Regions from separate parts of the Homo sapiens genome. Here region 2 is linked to region 1. The links are chromatin contacts, found by Hi-C or POLR2A ChIA-PET in ENCODE. All regions are on one chromosome and are shown on one strand. Each heading gives the region's core, a stretch centred on a gene start or an enhancer-like site at or near the end of the contact. The rest is flanking DNA. Distances are from core to core; before and after follow the strand shown.

Region 1 (4,400 bases), core at 1,072-3,571:
TCCCTGAACCAACTTGCAAATTAAGCATGTTGGTTGTTTTTGTTGGTTTGTACCCTACCACCCAGAAGAAAAATACTGAGAGCTCTTTACCTATTGGAGTTAAATTGGAAAAGCAAAGCAACACCAAACAAAGAGACTTGGGGTAAGTACAGAGAGGTGGTGCCATTCAAGGCATTAAAGCAGGGTGAATGGGCATCACCTCTGGGAGGCCATTTCACAATCTTTATCAATATTAATGTGCAACTTCCCTTTTAGGAATTTATTCCAAAGAAATTATTGGCTAAGTGAATAAAGGTTAAGCCCAAAAGGCTTTAGGGAATTCTACTAGGGAACATTTTAAAACATCTAAAGTTCACCATTAATAACTGGCTAAAGAATGCAAAATTCCATACTCCGTTACTATAAAAATGATTCCATAGGTGTATATTTATTAATGTGGAAAGTGTCCAACATACAATGTTAAGTTCAAAAAGCAGATTATAAAAACATTTATAATATAATCCCATTCTTTTTAAGAGTCTATATATAGTAAAATTAGAAAGATACATAGTTCACCAAAATGTTAGTATTTCTGGATGGTGGATTAGAGGGGACTTTTATTTTCTTTGGCAAAGATTTTTGAATTATTTGAAATGTTTAATGAGAAAAATGCATTGCCTTTAGAAATGTTAAAACACTAAAGCAGAACAATAAAATTGAATAAAAACAAAACATTCCCACCACCATCATTACTGTCCTGATCAACAGGAAAAGCTGAAACAACATCATGGGAAGACCCAGCTATCCTTTCTCGAGGAGGCAGGAGTAGAGAACGCTGATGGATTTGGTCTTGCCTTATCAGCACATATAACTGTTGTTCAAGCGTAGTCTCCAGTGAGATGCGAATGGAATGGTAAAACCACAAGTGGGCTCAAAATCCCAACAGGTGTCTTCTCCAGGGGACCCAGGTGTCTCTCTTTCCTGGAATCATGGTACAAATGTCGAGGACTCCCCTATTAAGCTAACCTGTACCACTTAATAAAACAGGAACAGTTCTTAAGTACGGCACTTGCCAACTGAAAAATCTGGAGCACTATTTTTCTATTAAAACCTTGTCCATGTTTTTCCTATTGGAACCTGGAAACTGGACAAATTCTGAAGAAATCCGAAGGAATTTCTTTAGAAAAGAATTCTGTTAACACCAAAAGCTCCCAAGCACTACACAAGGCAAATGCTAGGTTGCGTTACGCTCAAATGTAAAAGCAGGGTTCCAATCCAAAGTGATGTGTCCTTCACACCAGGCTTTGTGTGCATCAGGGTTTATGCATTTGTACACTGATCCTCGCACATTTCTGCATCTCCCTGCTTCATAATTTCATAATCAGTTCCAGATTTCCTATTTCTTCCACATCGTAAGGCACAGAGTTCCAGATTTGAGAGATGCAAGGTTTAAGGGTATGAAAGTGCAGTGAAACGTACGATAATAATAAAACCAAAACTGAAGTTTTGTTTCATACCCACTGAGAAGTAACAAACTGAGTATATACCTTGGGACCCATCTGATCTTCAGAAACTGTTGGAACATGGTAGACATGTACAAAAATTTCATATGTAAAGTGGATCCTTTGGTTGGTAGACCTCCTTACCAACAAAGCTAAAAGTGTTCCTACATTGCTATAATAAACACATCGGATTTGGATATGCCTGCCAAAGCACCATAACGCTTCTCTCAAAATTCAGAACTCTGTCTCTACATTACAAGACAGAGCAAACTGAAAGATCAGGTTAATCTAGGATAAACTTCATCTCTTGAGTTCAAAGACAACTGGCCTCTCTAGGGGTTTCAATCAAGGGTTCTTTGAAGGATTGCTCTCAAATTCATTAAAGAAATTTCACTGACTTCACAGACTTTGGCATTAAATAGATAACCTGAGCTCTTCATTGCCTGGCAAAATGACTGTTCACCTTTGAAGCTCTGCAAATTGGGATTAAGTTGGCTGTTTGCCTTTTACCTCAAAGATGACTCCACTCCATTGACCAGCGAGTCCCCAGGCAATGACCTGGTTGATCAATGACATCAAATTTATCTCTACAATGTGTCTCTTAAAACACCCATCCTTTCAACAGATTGGCTTTGTTATGATTTTTGCTTTAGATGTAGTAGTACTCTTGATAATAATGCCATCCCCATAATAAAAATTCAGGAAATGAATCATATTTTAAAAATCCAAGTGTAATTTCCAGCTAACTTGAAAGATGTGTGGGGTTTTTAGATGTATAAACTCAACTTTTAAACCCTGCTTTGAATTTCGCTTCCTCAATTACCACAGAAAATGAGGTGTCTCATCAGACCCTGGAGCGAGCCCTAAAGCAGCACGGACTTGCTTTTCACAATGACTCTGCACATTCCGGAGAAGGATCGGCATAAACACATAGGTTTTCACCCTCTAACCCCACCGTCTGCTTCCTCTGTGCCCCATAATCTAAAACATCTCTTCTTCGCAGGTATATGGTCTTGGATTTGTCACAGTGTACGGGAGACTTTACAAGGCCAATAAAATGACAGCTGCACAGAGGGAACTGGGTGGCTTTTACCGACTCTGAAACACCACTGCCTTTAACTCCCAGGGATCAGGAACTTGAAAGCACTCCGATTCACTTAGCTCTGTGTTTGTCATAAAGTTAAGGCTAATCAGATTTTCCCCAACTTGCAGCCCTATCTTAAATCCTCAAGCTGCTCCTATGCAAACTTAACTGATGGAAGATGTGATTACGCCTTCTCAGGTCATAAATTCTAGATATTTATAACATAACTGTTGTCATTTAGGCCAATTAAGATGCTTTTACTAGCTCGGAACAACTACCTATGGGGCTTGTCAAATACTCTGACAGTGGTTTATGACCCTTCACAGTGATTTTATCTTATAGGGATATGAAAGATGGTTGCATGCAAAAATAGCCAGGAGGCCTTGAAGCACATTCTTCATATTAGCATCATCCATACCCCATTTCCATTCTGTCCCCTTTCTTATCCACTAAAACCCCGATTTGACTCTAACTGCCCCCCCTCCAGCCAGAGTTGGTTTCTTTGATCACCTTTTTTTTCTCCAAAGACCTAAAAGAGGGAGATAACACCTCTTGAGACACTACTATAAAACACCCAAGTGGTGGGCTGGTTAAACGCCCAGCTGGGAATGCCAGACTTCCACATGCATAACATGTCCCTAAAGACAAGTGGGTTTTCCTTTTCACTTAGGGCAAACACTCCCTCATGAAAAGCAAAAGAGGGTGGGTGACAACAAAGAAAGAACGGGACATATTTGGGGAGTTCATACAGACAGGTTATAGCTTCTCCTTTTCCTTTGTGAAATATCGCTTATCTACTACTGTTCCCCTCCTGCCGTTTCTTCTTTTAACAAGGCCCCCAAGCACTGATTTCAGGCACTGTACTAGGCTAGGGATACAGGGATCAAGAAACACTCAGGCTGGCTGGAGACACAGACACCTTGATAATTATAATGCAAAGTGTTAACAGGTAACAGGACAGTCATGCACAGCAAATTCTGGAAGCACTGAAAAGTGGCATTTCACTTTTGGAAGGGAGGTGGTCAGGGGAGATTCCTTGGGAAAAAGAATTCCTAGTCTGGGCCTTAGAAAATGCCAGGAGACAGCTAGGCCAATTGGGGGAGAAAAGTAGTTCCAGGAGGGAGAGAAAGAACAAAGGCGTGGATTGGAGGAGGACATGGGATACGTGGAAAATGCCAGGCAGGTGAGTGTTCCAGAGCATCACATCCCTGCCAAGCAGCAGTGAAAATTGAGGCTGGAAAGGAAAGTCAGGGCACACTCCTGTGGGACTTTGTATTCACATGACATAAGCTATTTCCTTTCTTGTTCAAAGGAGGCCTGGTATAATGGTGCTCTTTTCATAAACCTAACTGGACATAGTTGGGTAAGAATTTTTCCATCCGAATCTGTTTGCTTCGTACCGCCATCCATAGCTGGCACTGTCAAATTCCCCAGACTAACTTGACAGACATAACTGTTTGAAAATCCGGCCACACTTCCCTTGGTAAAGAACGCTTTGCTTTCGATGACCAAAACAACACTATTTGTAGAAGCCAGGTAAAGCACCCAAAATTCCACCTGATATAACAAATATGAAGTGCTGACTCCATACAAAGTCCTATTCTGGGAATGAGTCAGAAATGTGGTGGAGAAGGCACCACCTCAGCAGCCAGTGGATTCTCAAGTAGACAGTGACACATCATGGATCTTAAAATGTAATGGTCTTTTATCAATGTGATTTTTTCCTTGTGTTTCTAATGATGACAATTTGATTGAATTTGACCAAAGGAAAAAAAATAAAAAGTACAACATCTACTTGGCCAAAGGAAGATAAAAGTGTGGAAAATATATCATAG
Region 2 (4,400 bases), core at 1,183-3,682, 100 kb after region 1:
GGCTGGAAAACTCTAGTGCTTTCCCGGGCAGGGTATCTGTGGAACACCCTATTCAAAATCAGCTCCCCAAATCCCTCATAGAGCATCATCTTTGGTTTTTCCCATAGTATTTATTATCGTGCAACATGCCCTACATTTGATGTCTTTATTTTGTTTCTTGTTTCTTCACTGGAATAGTTGGGGCAGGGAATTGTCTGTTTTGTTCACTGTTGTGTCTCCGGTGTCCAGATAGTATCTGGAACGTAGTACATGCTCAACAAATATTTGCTGGATAAACTGCCTACTTCTTTCCATGCCCACCTAAGTTTTGAAAATCTCTCTCTGCCTCTTGTTGTCTCTGTTTACTGATCACTTGCACTTCCTGTAGTAGGATTCTGCCCCAAATCTATGAGTGGCATGTTTTCAGAATGTAGCCTGAAAAATTTAACACGAACAGTTGACATTTATTTAAATATTTACGAATGTCAAGTCCACTGTAGGAGACGGCCATTTCTTAATGCTCTAAAATCTTAAAACTACCCACAAGTCTAATAATTCAACTCTTGGGCATTAATCCTAAAGAAAATAACATAAAAAATAAAAGACTTATGTACTAAGATGTTCATCACAGTGTGATTATAAAAGTGAAAAGCTAGAAACAAATCAAAATCCCCAAAACAGAATGGTAAAATTAATGACTGCAAAATGATGGAAATCATAAACCAAGAAATATGTTTTCGAAGGCTTTTAAGGACATGGGAAAATGCACAAAATATTAAATGTTTAAAAGGCTAAACAAACTTTATTATGTAGTATGTCATGTCTTTGTTCAAATATATATGTAGACAATGGAATGTAGGAAACTATAAATCTTAGTGACAGTTATTTCTGAGTAGTGGGATTATGGGTAACTTTAGTTTTTTATTTACATTTTTTGAAGTTTCTATTATGAGCAAATATTATTTCTATGATAAAAGATGTATCTCTATGCTTTCAACTATGGAAAAGCTCATTTACATAGAAAGAATGCTACAAAATCAAATCCTTATTACCTTTTAATCTAGTGCATTATTAAGGGGTAACATTGAAAAAAAACAATAAACAAGGGAGATTCTGGAACTTTTAGTGTGTTGCAGAGAATCAAAAGAAGAAAGTGACATCTTCCCCAAAAGAATATAAAGTTGAGAAAGATTAAAGGCAAACTACTGGAAATTTTAAATTCCAAGTCTGATAAATGTCTTCCTGTAATCATGAGAGGAGAGGGTGAAAAATCCTTTTCCTTAATTTTCAGGAAAAAAATCCTGATACTATTATTTGAAAAAGCTGAAAAAGAAGAAGTTCTGAAGCCAGGAAAGGACAGACCTGGTGTGCACCACAATGGTGATCAATGACAAAATCAATATCACTTTAACACAGCTTTTCAAGGGGCAGTATGAAGCAAAAAGGAAGTGAAAAGGGGCTTTTCTTTCATTTTGAAATCCAGCATCAGGAGGACACAAGGGCAGGAAGTGGGATCTTTTTTCAATGTATTTGAAATGATAAGGTGAAGACAGGCTGAAAGGACTTTTAATTATATGATGAGAGGAAGGAACGGAGGGAGAGAGAGAAAGGGACCAGGAAAAACCTGGTTTTATATGTTAAATGATGAAAAAGAAAATGTAAAACTAAAGAGAAAAAGGCTTTCCAACAGATACCTTGAGAATGAAACACAAAGGCTGCAGGAGGTAAGTGCCAACATTTCTTGCAAGAAAACCAAAATGACAGCACACTTGATTGAGCCTGCAGCCTTCTCCCCTAGTGGCAACCGGTGATGTCTGGTGATGCAGGAAGAGATAAGTCGCCCTTCCCAGCCTGCACATGGTGGCCTCAGGTCATGGCGGGAGCCAGCAGGGGCCAGGCGAGAAGGGTCAGGAGGGGTGGGGAGTGGTTGCTCAGGGTCACAGAATAAAGCCTTCTTTATTCTGCTTTTTAGCCTCAAGTTTACAGGGGCTAAGACCTAACTGAAGTATTGCACCAATTCAGGGATAGCTCCTGGGAAGAGCATGGAAAAGCTTCAATGTGAGTCCCATTTGGGCTCTGGTTCCACCCCTTACCAGCTGTGGCATCTCTGCATAGTTCCTGAACCCAAGTTTCCTCATCTGTAAAACAGAATTATTAACATCTGGTTTTTAGGGTTGTCATGAGGATTAAATGAGATAATATATTTAAAATCCCTAGCCCAATGCCAAGTATACAATAAGAGCTCAAAAACTGTTGGTTCCTCACATTCTAAAATGTGAATAGAAAAACAATGATGAAAAGCAAGGTCTCTGCACACATTATACCCACTCCTAAGCCTCACTGAAGCAATGTCAGTCTAATAACTCCCAAAATCCACACAGTCTAACAGCTGGATTCCTCCCCACAAAGCCTAATGGCTCCCTGGTGGCCAACATCTTGGGAAGTTTCTCCTGTACACACTCTACTTTGGTGGTGGATCTGAATGTTCTCTGAGGCGGTAATGAACAGGTTAAAGTTGAAGGGATTTCAAACATGTCTAATCCAATAAGAGGCTTGGTAAAACATGCGTTATCACTTAAAGAATAAATGTTTAAAAATAGAGCACAGATGTGAAATTTGAATAAAAAGAGAGAGAGAGCACAGTGAGAGATCTTCTTGGCATTTGCATGCTATTCCCTGTTTTGGTCACCTTCAGCTAAGCCTGTTATTCTGATATGCTCTGCCAACTGCTCAGTGCTGTGGGGTGCTTCAAGTTACTGAAGCAAAGTTGGCAAATCACTCTGAAATTTAAAAATCAGAGCCACCTCCCCCTTTATGCATTTCTAAAAGCCAGGGAACACAATGGTAAAGTTGATCTTTTCAAGTTTTTCTAAACTAATACTTAAAAAGCAAAGAGTGAGTTTCTCCACTCCTCCTAAAACTAGCAATACTTGTACTGGGATCCTTAAAACCCTAAGAGAAAGTATCATGGTTAAATAGGCATTTGTCACAAAAGGTGGGCTACAGATTGCCAATCACAGAATTCATGGGAATTTCTACTTATGTAGAAAGCATTCTCTGATTCCTCCAGCAGGCAAAGGTTTTTGAACTTCAGTAACATCTCTGCAACAAAAAAAAATAGCACTTTGTCCTATTTTATCTTTCATGAGCTAGTATCTATGATACTGCTAGTAGAGATGATAAAACTCCAAGGCTTAAGGACAAAATCAACACCTCCTATAGCCAAAGAGTGCCCATAAGTGCTCCATGCATGTTTAGGGAGATGAACTAAAATATGTTTAAAACAGAGCTTTCACCCAAGGAAGACACTCAAGTGAGAGACTCACACAGTTGGCCATCAGGTCAGCTTGATGCTCTGGGAAGATGCCCTTCTGATAGGGATTTGAAAAATGCATGAAATCAGAGAAAATACTTTGCCTCCATATTCACTGAGTGCTATTTTTTGTTGCAAGGGCAAACTGAGTGGATTCCCTGAGTACTGGGGTTGAGGCACCAGCTGCCTAGGATAAAGAATGTTTCCAGGCTAAGAGAGCAGATGAGTGTCTTACCCAATTGCTTGGACATTAAGAGGAAATTGTTTACAGTAACACTGAGCAGTTCAGGCTTTACCTCCATAAGAATAACCTGCCAGATCTGAGTATTTCTTTTTTTATTAAAAGGGGTTCTCTAGAATAGACTGTAAAGACACTTTGCACTGAAGTCAAAAATAAATAGAGATGTGGCTAGATTCTACCGGTGGGACACAAACAGCTTAACCCAAAGTGGGTCTGCTGTAAAAACCAATACATTTGCATTTTAGCAATTTGATCTGGACCAAGTCTGTGATGCATTACAATGCTGGGATCAAATCAAGCTTTTCTGGAGGTAATCCAAACACAACAGGAGGCTATGGGAACCCTACTGCATGGGGTTCCTCTACTGCTGTTTAACTGTGCTAACCTCCTGAACCATAAAGGGTAATTAAAAGTCATCTGCACATGAAGCACTGAAAGTGTAAATGGGAAGCACAACCGTGGCTTCTAGCAGAGGGGAGAAGAAATGTCTGGCTAAACACTCCACTCAGGTGCTTCTTACTTTCCTGGACAGGACGGGTCTACCTCTGCTGAGATCCAATTTTGACTAGGATTCCATCCTTGTAGGTGGCTCTCCTGAACACATTCCAGGGCAGCCTCTGCCTTCTCCCATTTTTTACCACATCTGCGACTAATCCTTGTAGACTAATCCTTGTAGACAGTCCTATGATTTTCGGACAACACAGGGCAGAGAGGCTCTACCTAAATAGATTACATTACATGCAACTTGTTATGGCCTCCAGAATGTTTACCTAGACATGGGACTTTTTTTTCTGCAAACCCCATGGGAGGGGGATCACAGAGAACCAGGGGACTAGTCTCCTGGTCTTAATGCCTTCCTGCTCTAGC

Evidence for each region. A loop is a pair of places that touch in the nucleus more often than their neighbours do. ChIA-PET counts read pairs that join two places held with the same protein, here RNA polymerase II (POLR2A). Pooled maps may share reads with other maps.
Region 2: a map of PC-9 shows a loop between it and region 1 (9-fold over the local background). The contact joins two enhancer-like sites. A Hi-C loop is called at or near these places in 8 of 168 maps with a recorded cell type or tissue (GM12878, IMR-90, MCF 10A and 3 more), 6 of 37 single-sample maps with no recorded cell type and 7 of 50 pooled maps. POLR2A ChIA-PET finds 5 or more read pairs at or near these places in 1 of 52 experiments (PC-9).

The regions. Positions count from the first base shown.
Region 1 is chr3:55,618,115-55,622,514 of GRCh38, forward strand. The region is part of intron 17 of ERC2 (ELKS/RAB6-interacting/CAST family member 2); the gene reads right to left. Among named protein-coding and RNA genes, the nearest start is that of ERC2-AS1, 13 kb to the left of the region's middle. Within about 2 kb of position 2,322, at least 6 of the 41 ENCODE cell types and tissues checked have a DNase peak (open chromatin) inside an H3K27ac peak, as active enhancers do.
Region 2 is chr3:55,722,424-55,726,823 of GRCh38, forward strand. The region is part of intron 15 of ERC2 (ELKS/RAB6-interacting/CAST family member 2); the gene reads right to left. Among named protein-coding and RNA genes, the nearest start is that of ERC2-IT1, 65 kb to the left of the region's middle. Within about 2 kb of position 2,433, at least 2 of the 41 ENCODE cell types and tissues checked have a DNase peak (open chromatin) inside an H3K27ac peak, as active enhancers do.